2 separate regions of the Homo sapiens genome follow, and region 1 is linked to region 2. A link is a contact called in ENCODE Hi-C data. All regions are on one chromosome and are shown on one strand. Each heading gives the region's core, a stretch centred on a gene start or an enhancer-like site at or near the end of the contact. The rest is flanking DNA. Distances are from core to core; before and after follow the strand shown. Region 1 has its middle 50 kb from the start of LINC01989. Region 2 overlaps LOC107985038 (a long non-coding RNA gene).

Region 1 (5,812 bases), core at 43-2,542, 150 kb after region 2:
CCACTGCTTTCCAGGTGCTGAAATCAGATTCAACTACTGCTTTCCTCCTCATGGCTTACGAGGAGATGCAACAGTTATGATTTTGAATCCGTATAAATGGGGATATGGGCAAGGGCTCAAAGGAGCCTGGAGAACACAGAACCTATATCTAACTAGTCCCAGTGCAACACACATTTACTGGACATCATCTATGTCCCAGGTGTTGTCTGGACACACAGGGAAAGAGACAAGAAAGATATAGTCCCTGTTGAAAGACAAAGGTGTCTTTGGTCTTATAAGCTTCAATGCCCACACCTTTCCTCAAACAGAGTAAAGCATTTCCTCTTCCAAACTCTGGAATTCCCTTCCATGATGCTTCTCACACCATAATGAATCTGTTAGGATGCGTTTTCCCATCTGGGCAGCAAGCTCCCCAAGGGCTGGGCCCTGCATTACCCATGTTTGCATAACTAGTGCATCCCTTAGCAACTGCCTAGAAGAGAGCAGATGCTCAACAAATGCTTTTTGAAATGAAAAGATGGGTTTCAGGGGAAGGGAAGCTTATACATGAAATTATTATACGGCCACTCTGATGCCTGCCCTTAGGTAAAAAGCACCAAGGCATTTATTCAATGGACAGAGAACAAGTATTTAAGGAATGAGTACAGCGAGTAGGGAGAGATCGAGAAAGCCTTCGCGGAAAAAGCTGCATTGGAGATGGACATTAGCAGATGAGCAGACTTTCAACAAACCAATGCTAAGGGAGAGAAAAAGGAGGAATTCTGAGAATGAATAGTAGGAACAAAGCTGAGGGGCCAGTGGGGAAAGAAAGCCTTCGGGAAAGAGTGAATTGTATATTACGGCAGAGTTAGGCTTTGCACCATGAAGAATTGGAAACTGAGCCTCGAAATGCAGATTGGCAAGACAATAGAGAGCCATTGATGGACTGGGACAAAGTAGTGACATATTGAGAGCTGTGTTTCAGACAGGGCCATTTGGTCATGGGAATAATGGGGATGGAAGAGAGAGAGGAGCTGGGGAGGAATCAATTAGAAATAACCATTCTGAGTAGGCCATTGTATTCCCTAAATAAACTGCCAGCCCCCCAAGCTCCACTGCCTAGGCCCCAGAAGAGTCATTTTGGCATCAGGATAGCTCCCTTCCTTTGGCCATCAGGACCTATAAATAGCCACATAAAGGTTTCTGCCCCCAGCTCAGCCACAGAGGCTCCAGGGCTGAGCTGTCACCCTCCAGGACCTGAGCAAAGCCAGCCCTGACTTACCCCTGCCTGGGCACGCAACCATTCCTGGGGGGAAGCCAGCTTGTGGTCTGCTGACAGCAGGGACATCTTCCTGAGCCTAAACCCTGTCCACAAATGCTCTAGAGATATTTCACACTCTACCACAAAAACAAAGGAGAAATATTTCAGTCTGTGGCTCTGCGTGCCTTTCCTTTAATCCCACTGAGACCCAGGGTCTGCTGGGCAGGGGCCATTGCCGAGGCCCCCTGTCCAAATGGGACCAGATAAACAAGAGGCCCTGAAAGGTCTGAGAATCTGGATCCCAGCGTGTGAAAGCCTGAGTGCTGGCCCACTGACGAATTACCTTGGGTCTAGCTTCTCCATTCTTCTCTGAGGGACATTTAGGAACTCTGGTCTCTCTTGGGGCAGTGGGACGGGGACATTTTGGAAACTTTTGTGACAATTGTAGGTGCTGTCCTGGAATTTGAGACACCATCTCTTATGCCCTATAAGTTTGATCTCTGGGCTTTCTACAGGAGGATCATAATGCCTCTGCAGGGGACACAAGAATGTAAAGCCTGGCTAACCTCAGCTGGGATCTCAACTTTGCCACTTACCAGAGTATGGCTTCAGAAAAGTGCTTTAACTTCCTTGAGTTTGAATCTCCTAGTGTGTCCGGAGTTGGTTCCTCCCGGTAAGTTCGTGGTGTCGCTGACTTCAAGAACGAAGCCGGGGACCTTTGTGGTGAGTGTTACAGCTCTTAAAGGTTGCGCAGACCCAAAGAGTGAGCAGCAGCAAGATTTATTGTGAAGAACAAAACAACAAAGCTTCCACAGCGTGGAAGGACAGGTAGACGGGTTGCGGCTGCTGGCTGGGGATGGAGTGCGAGCCGGGTGGAGGCCAGCTTTTATTCCCTTATTTGTCTCCGCCCATGTTCTGTTTTTGTCCTATCAGCGTGTCTTCAAGGGTCTTTCTTTTTTCAATCCTCCCTGCAACTGGCTACTTTTAGGATCCTGCTGATTGGTGCGTTTTACAGAGCACTGATTGGTGCATTTTACAGAGTGCTGATTGGTGCGTTTTACAGAGCACTGATTGGTGTGTTTTACAGAGTGCTGATTGGTGCATTTTACAATCCTCTTGTAAGACAGAAAAGTTCTCTAAGTCCCCACTCGACCCACGAAGTCCAGCTGGCTTCACCTCTCACTAGCCTGCAAAATAGGAATAACAACTACCTTCCCTACCACTGTGGGCTGTTGTTAGGTAACAAGTGTGTGTGTAGGTGTTCTTTATAAGCTGTGAAGTCTCAGGTAAAAAATCAGGCCATACTTCAACCATCCATCCTGGAAGCCTGTGCTCAGCTGACCTCTGTAGACAGTGAGGGTAGGGCTCCCTAGAAGCACAGTCTCCTCCACAGAGGGACCTAGGCCCCAATCTAACCCATCGCGGCCTGTTTGGGGTCACCCCAATTTAATACCACATCTCCCTCTTTCATTGTGAGAGGGAACTGAGATGATATATGTAAAGGCAGAAGAGAACTACCAAGTATTTATTACTTACTGTTAGCCAGACTCAGTGTTGGGCATCAATTATCTGATTTAATTAAATGTTCATACTGACTCTGGGATTGATAAATAGATGTATGATATGATATAAATACATATGATTGATTTCCCATTTTAGAAGCAATGAAAGGGTATGAACTCAGATTTCTTTGCCTTCAAGCGTCTTTCTTTTTCTTGGTTATTTTCTACTTTTATTTTTGTGGTGTAGGGGAAGGGGTAGTGTCCCTGGGTGGGTGGGGGGCAGAGCCATGGCAATGCTCGGTAAATGGTTCTTTCCTCTCACCTAAAAAAGGTGCTGGGAGAAGCTACACCCCTGGGAATCCCTCATGCTCTGGAATTGGCCCAGGGTCAGGCTGTCTCTGTTGAGCTGGCTACAGAACATCAGTGCATTCTCCCAAGAGCAGCCCTGGCTCTGAGCTGTGGGACAGAAGCCCAGGAGGCTGACATTCACACGCATGGCCACAGGCCAGGGTACCAGTGATGCCAATGAGCCTGGTACTCACCTGGCTTGAGGAGCCTTCGTAGGGCCTGGCACCAGCAGGTGAAACATTCTTGTGAGGCAGCCAAGGAAACCCACAGCTTCCCTGGGCCTCACTGTGTCTGCTAAGGGCCACCTGCTGTATGCAAAGTGATTTCTCCTGCAAATCACACTTATTTACACCTAAGGTCAACTAAGTGACATAGGGGTTTTACATCCCAATTTACAGGTAAACCAGTGGTTCTCAACTGAGGACAGTTTTGCCCCTCAGGAGATACTGGGTAATGTCTGGAGCTTTGCAGGGTGAGGGGTGTGGGAGGAGCACTTCCAGCCAGGGATACTGCTAAGCATAGTGTAATGCACAGGACACTACAGTTTGTCCAGCCCCCATCACAAAGAATCCTGTGGCTCAAATTGTCACTAGTTCCAAGACTGAAAAACCCTGAGAGAAGGAAACTAATTCTGAGAGATACTTACCAAGTTCACATAGCTGATGAGTGCTACAGTCAGCTTCCAGGTACTGATTCTCTAATTCAGAAGCCAGCATCCCTTCTTTATATCTGTAATGGTTAATGCCCCCTTGAAGTCTGAAATGCCCCAAAAGGAAATGCTGTGAAGCCTTCTAGAGTCATGTTGTAGTTGGCATCAGAGGTTTGGGGGTGAACAATGATTTAATTGCATTTGAAATGTTGTAAATGGTCACTTCTCTCTGTGACCGCCCTATCACCCTCAGGCACAACATCCATCTTTAAGTACTAATGGTCTTGTCAAATGCCCCAAAGTCCCCAGAAAGGGGCCACATTGTCCTCTCACCAGAGCTGGACAGTCACCTTTAACCAAGTCCATCCGGGCAAGTTAGATATCCATGCCTGTCCCCAAGAGAAATAATCCAGGTCAAGTCCCTGGCAAAGAGTAAATGCACAATGCAGGAAGGAGAGAATGGAAGGAAGAGGAATGGGAGTGCAGCCATCGTAGAGATGAGGCTGGAAGCACCAGCAAAGCCCAGGCCACAAGTGCCAGAGAAACCTAGAAGGGAGACTTTGCCCTGAGTCCAGTGATGAGACATGGAGAAGTTCTAGGTCAACAAGTTATGTGATTACTTTCTCAATGCCAGTTTGCACCACATACTCCAGAATCTGTTTCTATTTGCGCCAATCCCAAGATTAATCAGGTCTGACCTCAGGAAGGAAACCCTCTGCTTATGACCACTCTCGTAGACAGACATGCAGCCAGTCATTTCTAGGAGAGGGAGCTCACAGTCAAACTGCACTCCTTACTCTGAATCCTGGGGCCACCCCCTACCTTCGCCCACCCATACGTAGGCAGTACCTCCTTGGGCCCCTTCAGTTCATACCCCTCACTCTGCCAAAAATATAATAATAGTAATGCCTTGAACTTTGGAATTCTAATTTTCTGAACAGCTATAGCCAACCACAGGTCATTACTAAAAGACTGGTGACTGTAGAGTGACATTTGAGACCCCACAGACAGGCTTGTCAGAACTCCAAAGCCAAATGGAATGCTTTGCTAGAAGTGGAGGCTCTTTCTGCTAGATAAGTTGGAAAGCTCTTAATTAATAATTCCAAAACAGAACTTCACAACTTCTCTGAGTTCTGGCCAGCAAAGCCCAGCCAGCGATGGCCTGGTCAGCCTACACCAAAAATTGCACTTGTCTTCCAACTGTGACCAAGCAGTCCCAAACAGGCCTGCCTGCTGGCAGCTGAATCACTGAAAGCAGGAACATGGCATAGAAGATGAGCTAGAGATAGAAAGTGGCTGAGGACCAAGTCTAGGGCTAGCATCTTCGTAGGAGAAGATCAGTCAGCAAACCTAGCACTAGGTTTGGCTTCCAACTCTCCAGACTGCTGGTTCTCTTGCTAGTAGTTTTCAATCTTGGCTGGGCATTAAAATTAACCTGGTAAGCTTTTAAAGTCCTGATGCCTGGACATCAACCCAGACTTCTCTGTGGCGAGACCCAGACATCTGTATTTTTTTACAGCTCCCCAGGTGATTCCAATGTGCAGCCAAGGTTGAGAATCATAGACTTAAATCTTCCCTTTACACCTTGATTAATTCTTTCAGCACAGGATGATGAAGTTTCCCACCACCTGAAATATTGTTTATAGTCTACAGTCAGTAATTCACATCAAGGACTTGCACTCCACAAATATATGATTAAAAGGTGAAATATCCACTAAAGGCAGGACTTGTATTTTAAATAATAATAATATTAATAGTAAAACAATCAAACAGAAGCCATTCCTTTATAGTATCTTTCATATCTAAACCATCCTCAACCAGGATGCTGCCAATCATTATTCTAAAAAAAATAATAATGTGGTCATGTCATTGAGAATGCTCAATAGCTCCCTATTGCCTGCGTCAATCAAAAAACAATTATAAGCACCCCCACCAACTGAATGGAGCCCTCTTGGCCAAGAGGATCCTGGAGAAACCTGAAAAACTAGTTCAGGCTGTCATGACAGGGCAGGAGTCAGACAAACCTAGTTATACCCTCCTCCTTTGGAGTCTAGGCACAGCTGACCAGCATTA
Region 2 (5,804 bases), core at 237-2,736:
CCATGGGGTTTGCCCTAACCCTGACTGCAGAGAGCTGCCTTGCTCCAGATCATGCCTTCTTTACAGGGTGGTTCACATCCAATGATTGATCCATGGAAAGACATTGAGGCCTGAGCCCCTTTCCCCAGTCTGGAACAACTCTGAAGGCTCATTCCATTTCACATTTCCCATGGCATCAGGTAAGATGCTCATTGAGACTGCATCACAGCTCAGCTTCTCCCTCTGTCTAATCCTGCTTTCTCCCCATCCCTTCCTCAAGTGTAATTTTTTTTTTTTTAGACAGAATCTTGCTCTGTCACCAGGCTGGAGTGCAATGGCACAATCTCAGCTCACTGCAACCTCTGCCTCCTGGGTTCAAGCAACTCCACTGCCTCAGCCTCCCAAGTAGCTGAGACCACAGGCGTGCACAATCTCGCCTGGCTAATTTTTTTTCTTTCATTTTTTTTGTATTTTAGTAGAGACGGGGTTTCACCATGTTGGCCAGGATGATCTCCATCTCCTGACCTAGTGATCCACCTGCCTCGGCCTCCCAAAGTGCTGGGATTACGGGCGTGAGCCACCGCACCCAGCCCTCAAGTGTAATTTTATGAGTTCTTCCTAATAAACCATTGCAAGTAAATATCTATCTCAGAGTCTCCTTCCTGGGGACCCAGTCTGTGACACAGGCTTAAACTCTGAGCAGGAAGTTTTCATTTTGCCTGGCCCACAGTTTACAAAAACATTGATGACTGCGATCTCACTTGATCTTCACAATGATTTGGTGAAGTGGGTGGTACTGTTCTTACTTAACACACGAGGAAACTGAGGCTTGAAGTTCAATGGCTGTTCGAAGACCAAAACAGCAAGGAATTGGTGGAACCAGGACTTAAACCCTGGTCTTTTGGGCTCTCAAATGTATGTTCTTTCCTCTCTTGCACAGTTTCTAAAGAAAAGAAAGAAGGAAGGGAGAGAGAAAGGAAGGGAGGGTGGAAAGGGGGAAAGAGGAGAAGAAAGAAGGAAGGAAGGAAGGAAAGAAGGGAGGGGGGGAAGATTAGCTAACATCTAGCACTTATTCTGAGCTAAGCACCATGCTTAACATTCTACATGCATTATCTTATTTAATCCTCACAATTTTATGACATATGTATTATTTGTATCCCTATGTTATAGATGAGGAATTTGAGGCCCAGAGAATTGCAACATTATCTAAGGTCACATAGCCTTGTATGAGGAAGTGGCTTGATACAAACTCACTTCCGTCTGATTCCAGGCCAGGCATCTTAACCACTACTATCAGGGAGAATTGGCACCAACCGGAAGGTTGAGGAGCCTCAAGAAGCAGTTGTGGGCTAGAGTATTGGGGAATCCAGAGCAGCTAACTAAGATGCTAAGCACCTGAGTAAATGGGAAGCTTAGACAGATCTGCATCCTTGTTCTCCTGGGAGCAGACTGGGCCTGCTTTGGGGCTGAGCCAGTTCATGCCTGGAGCCATTGCTTGGAAATTGCACCCAGCCAATCCCCAGCCGTAATTACCACTAGGCTTGCAGCACTGGGCTGAGAGCTGGAAATAGCTCTGTATTTATTTACCCTGCAATTACATGCTACATTAAATGCTCTGCAAGAACATGGCGATCACCCTGCAATTAACTGGTCCCTGCTTCCTGGGCAAGAGAAGGCTGGAGACAGTTACTGGCTGGAATCAAGTGCTCCCTGGTTTCTTAATGGGCCTGGGGTCACCTTGTAACTTATGCTGGTGGGCCTGGCCAGAGGCTGCAGCTCCAAGTGGGAGCTTCTTTAGCTCCTGAAGGAGACAGATTAACATCTGAGTCAGATCTGAGTCCAGCGTTGCTATGGGTTCTGTGACAAGATCGTCCATTAGTGGGTCCTTGTCCATATTGTCTTCTCTAGCTCCTCCCAAGGCATCTAGTGTCTCTCTGTATTTTATTTTTGGAGTTCCTGAATTCTACCAGCCTTTGCATAGGTCGTTTCCTATCATGTTGACCTGGTAAATTCCTATCTACCTTTGAAGATTCAGCTCAACTATCATCTCCTCTGGGAAGCATGCTTTGAAAGGAGATTGTATAGGAAAGTGAAAATCAGACATACTCGTGACAAAATACCAGCTTCATTACTTGATAGCTATGTGACTTTGAGCAACTTACTTGGCCTCTCTGAACCTCAATATATGTGTGTATGTGTACATGGGTGTATAGAACTCCCTGATATCATATGCTTATACACATTATGTGTATACATATACAAGAACTCAAAGTCTTCTAGTTAGGGACAGATTTTAGCAAGGTGGAAACAGCATGGTGCCTCACACACAGTAGGTGTGCACCAAATCTTTGTTGAATCAATGAGTCAGTGAGTAAATCAACCATCAATCAAAAGAAACCAATTAGGAGCTGTGAGTGTGTGTGTACCCATGTTTATCTTTGTGGCTGTCCACTTAACTTGCTGCATATAAACAAGTATACCAGTTACTCAAAAACATAATATGTGCACATGATGGTAATTGGTCTCTAGTTGCCTGGAGATTTCAGAGAACTTGTTCCCAGGCTGTGTGGATAGACTAAGAATGCCAGGAAAAAGCACTAAGAAAAGAGTTAATTATATATTTACTACCTCTGTCATTTTCTCCTAATTATGTCTTGGCAAGCAGTGTCTCCTGGATGAGTCTTAATCTCAGTGTCTTTAAAAATATAATAATAAATCAATGTGAGATGAAATGCTCCCAACAGCCAAAATGCACCAGACAGTTTCCAATCAGTGAGAGCACCAGTGAACAGTTCTGGACCCAGTTTCGATGACGTTTGGGCCTCAGGTACCAGATATGGAGCCAGAAAAACAGTCAGAGAGCAGAGCAGTGTCTAGAACGTGTCACTGAGGCCTCTTCTCAGTCTTCTGAGGGTCACCTGGAATCCCTATGGCCTCTGCCTGCTGCCAATGTACCATGAGGCAACAGAGGAGGAAGTTAGGCGTGCAAATTCGTGAGCCACCCTGGTGCATTTTGCTTGGTTTCTGGACTGAGAAGACAGGGCCCATTTACTCAGCCCTCTGTATGTCAGCGGCTCTCAACTGGGGGCAGTTCTATCCTCCTAGCAGTCATTTGTACAAGTCTGGAGTTATTTTCAGTGGTTACCACCTGGGGATTTTGCTACTGGCATCCAATGGGTAGAGGCCAGGGGTGCTGCTGAACATTCTACAATGCACAGGATACTCCCACCCACAGCAAAGAATTATCTGGCTTAAAATGCCAGTAATGCCCAGGTTGAGAAGCCCTCTGTTTGTGCTGGCAAGCTTGGGCCCTGGCAGCATGTGTCCATGCTGTCTGTTCTTGTTGTCACTAGTTCTGGTTTTCAGACCTTTTCATGCTCTTTTCTATTTTGGTTTCTAACAAGGGACACAGGCACACACATGCTCAGAACAAATGCACAGCCTTCCTTCCCCATAACCCCTTTCTGGCTGCAATCATATTCACTGAGGATTAGTCAGCCCTCTCCAATGGAGGGGAGTGGACACTCACCTTGACATCCTGTGGGCGCCTGCAGATGCTGGCTCTTTCTCTCCTCCCAGGGATAAGACCGCACTTCTCTCACTGGTCCCAGTGGGCATAGCAAAAGCAACAAAGCTGTGGGGCTTGTTGGTGCTTCATCGAACAGGCCTAGGCAGGAGGCCCAGTGCAGCCCTGTCTATGAGGTGACCTGGGAATCTGTGTTTCTTATCAAGTGTCAACACATATGCCCAGCAATTTCACTCTGTTCCATACCAAGCAATCAAACACGCCTACATCGTGCAAGCAATTTTTAGGTCTCCTAGTTTCTATTATTAGAGCCTCTTGCCTAGGATTAAAGGCCCATGGCACGTAAAAGGGCCAAGAGGAAATTTCCCAGGATTTTCTCATGTAGTCCTCACAACCACCCGACGATGCAGACACTTGTGCATCCCCTTCACAATTGGGGGAAAGAGGTTCTAAGGACAGAACAGTGCCTTTGCACTGCATGAGTCAGATCTTGTCACTTGTCTGTCTAAGCTGGTGCTGGAAATAATGAAGATGAGATGGAAACACCAGTCCATTTGATCCTAAGCAAGGCATGGGCTCTTGACACTATAGCTGTTGCTGAAAGGAGATGGAGGAAGGAGAGGCAAAGAGAATAGAAAGGGATGTTTCTGAGCACAAGAGTGGAGGAAACAGAAGGCATGGATCACCTCTTTAACCCTGACATTCTCCTAGCTCATAAGCACATCCCTGTCCTTTAACATCTGGGTGTCTTTCTAGAGGACACCAGAAACTTCAGACACTGAAAGGAAAGACATTCTAAAAGGTGGAAAGAAAGTGGCATTTGGGGACTGCTATAGGCAGTCTGAATATAGATGTGAGTGATAAACATATGGGGCTCATTACTCCAAGAGGCCCAGGCTTCTTCTAAACAGGTGTCAAGAGAATTTTAATTGAAGCCTCAAGCCATGATGAATTATTAAAGGCATGGAGGGATGTGAGTAGGACATTTCAGCTCAGTCAGTCAGCTCCAGGAACACCTTGGATAGACCATAGGCAGATGAGCACTTGGGAAATGATCTATATAAAGTACAATAAACTTCTCTGAAAATTATGCCCACCCCAACCTCCCCCCACTCACACATACGACTTCTTTAGAATCCAGCATTTCTCAACATGTATCCCATAGAGCAGTACCTCGTAACTTTAGCGTGCATAGAAACTTTAATGTGTCCTCGGAGTGTCCAGGGTGGGCCTGACATTCTGCATCTCTAACAAGCTCTCAAGAAATGCTGATGCAACCGGTCTACAGGCCATACTTGAATAGAGAGGTTTTAGAATACTGGCTAAGCAAGATGTTAATGGTCTTCAAGGGAAAAGAAAAGATTCCAGAGGCAAAATGTTTGGGACAGACAACATTAAGTTTAACGAGTATCTGAACCACCAGGGAAAGAGGGCAGAGTGTAATATGCTTAAGGCTGTTAAGAGGCTTTACAGAAAACAAAAGGAGTTCCATGGTCAAACACTTTTGGGAGGACCTGGGTTAAGTTAAAGGAGTATGCAGAACTTCTCAGTGCCTTTACACTGAGCCAGATCTTGCCACTCCTCTGTCTAAAGCTGGTAATGTAGAAGTCTTTACATTGGCTGAAAAAGCCCCCAGGACTTCACTCCTTCCTTCTCCCTATGTCCAGGTCCACAGGCCTTCCCTGAGAAGACACAATAGGCATCCCTCAGCCTCAGGGCCTTTGGCCTGGGTCTTTCCTCTGCCTGAAACATTCTCTGACAGCTAATTGTCTAACTCCATTGCCTTCTTCTTTTCTCAAAGGCCACCTTTTAGATGAGACTGCTCTAACCACCCTATGGAATTTCATAACCCACACCTCTTGCCCCTGGCATTTGCAATCCCCCTTATTTGAACTTTCTTTTTTCTTTTCTTCCAGTGCATTTTCACCTTCAAAGACACCATACAATTTCATAATTTATTGTGTTTATTGCTTATTGTTTGTCTTTTCCATTAAACTGTAAGCTCCATGAGAACAGGAATCTGGTTTTTTTTCCTTGCAGTATTATGAGTACCTGGAACAGTACCTGTGCTATACTAGATACTCTAAATATTTGCTGAATCAGCAATTGGGCAGATGTCCAAAGTGAAGTTCTTAGTAGGAGTGGAATATAGTAAGCATCATTCTCCAAAGGCTTTTCACTGCAGAACCTATTTCTTTCTTATTTCTTTTCCAACGGAGCATCTCAGCATGACCACTATTCCTAAATACACATTTTCTAGGAAATGGCTGCTGTAGTAACTCACTGAGAATCCAGCCTT

What was found. A loop is a pair of places that touch in the nucleus more often than their neighbours do. Pooled maps may share reads with other maps.
Region 1: a map of Right ventricle myocardium inferior shows a loop between it and region 2 (4-fold over the local background). The contact joins two enhancer-like sites. A Hi-C loop is called at or near these places in 1 of 168 maps with a recorded cell type or tissue (Right ventricle myocardium inferior) and 5 of 50 pooled maps.

What each region holds. Positions count from the first base shown.
Region 1 is chr17:34,130,304-34,136,115 of GRCh38, forward strand. It overlaps a transcript of ASIC2 not described here. Among named protein-coding and RNA genes, the nearest start is that of LINC01989, 50 kb to the right of the region's middle. Within about 2 kb of position 1,293, at least 2 of the 41 ENCODE cell types and tissues checked have a DNase peak (open chromatin) inside an H3K27ac peak, as active enhancers do.
Region 2 is chr17:33,980,679-33,986,482 of GRCh38, forward strand. The region is part of intron 1 of LOC107985038 (a long non-coding RNA gene); the gene reads right to left. It also overlaps a transcript of ASIC2 not described here. Among named protein-coding and RNA genes, the nearest start is that of LINC01989, 200 kb to the right of the region's middle. Within about 2 kb of position 1,487, at least 3 of the 41 ENCODE cell types and tissues checked have a DNase peak (open chromatin) inside an H3K27ac peak, as active enhancers do.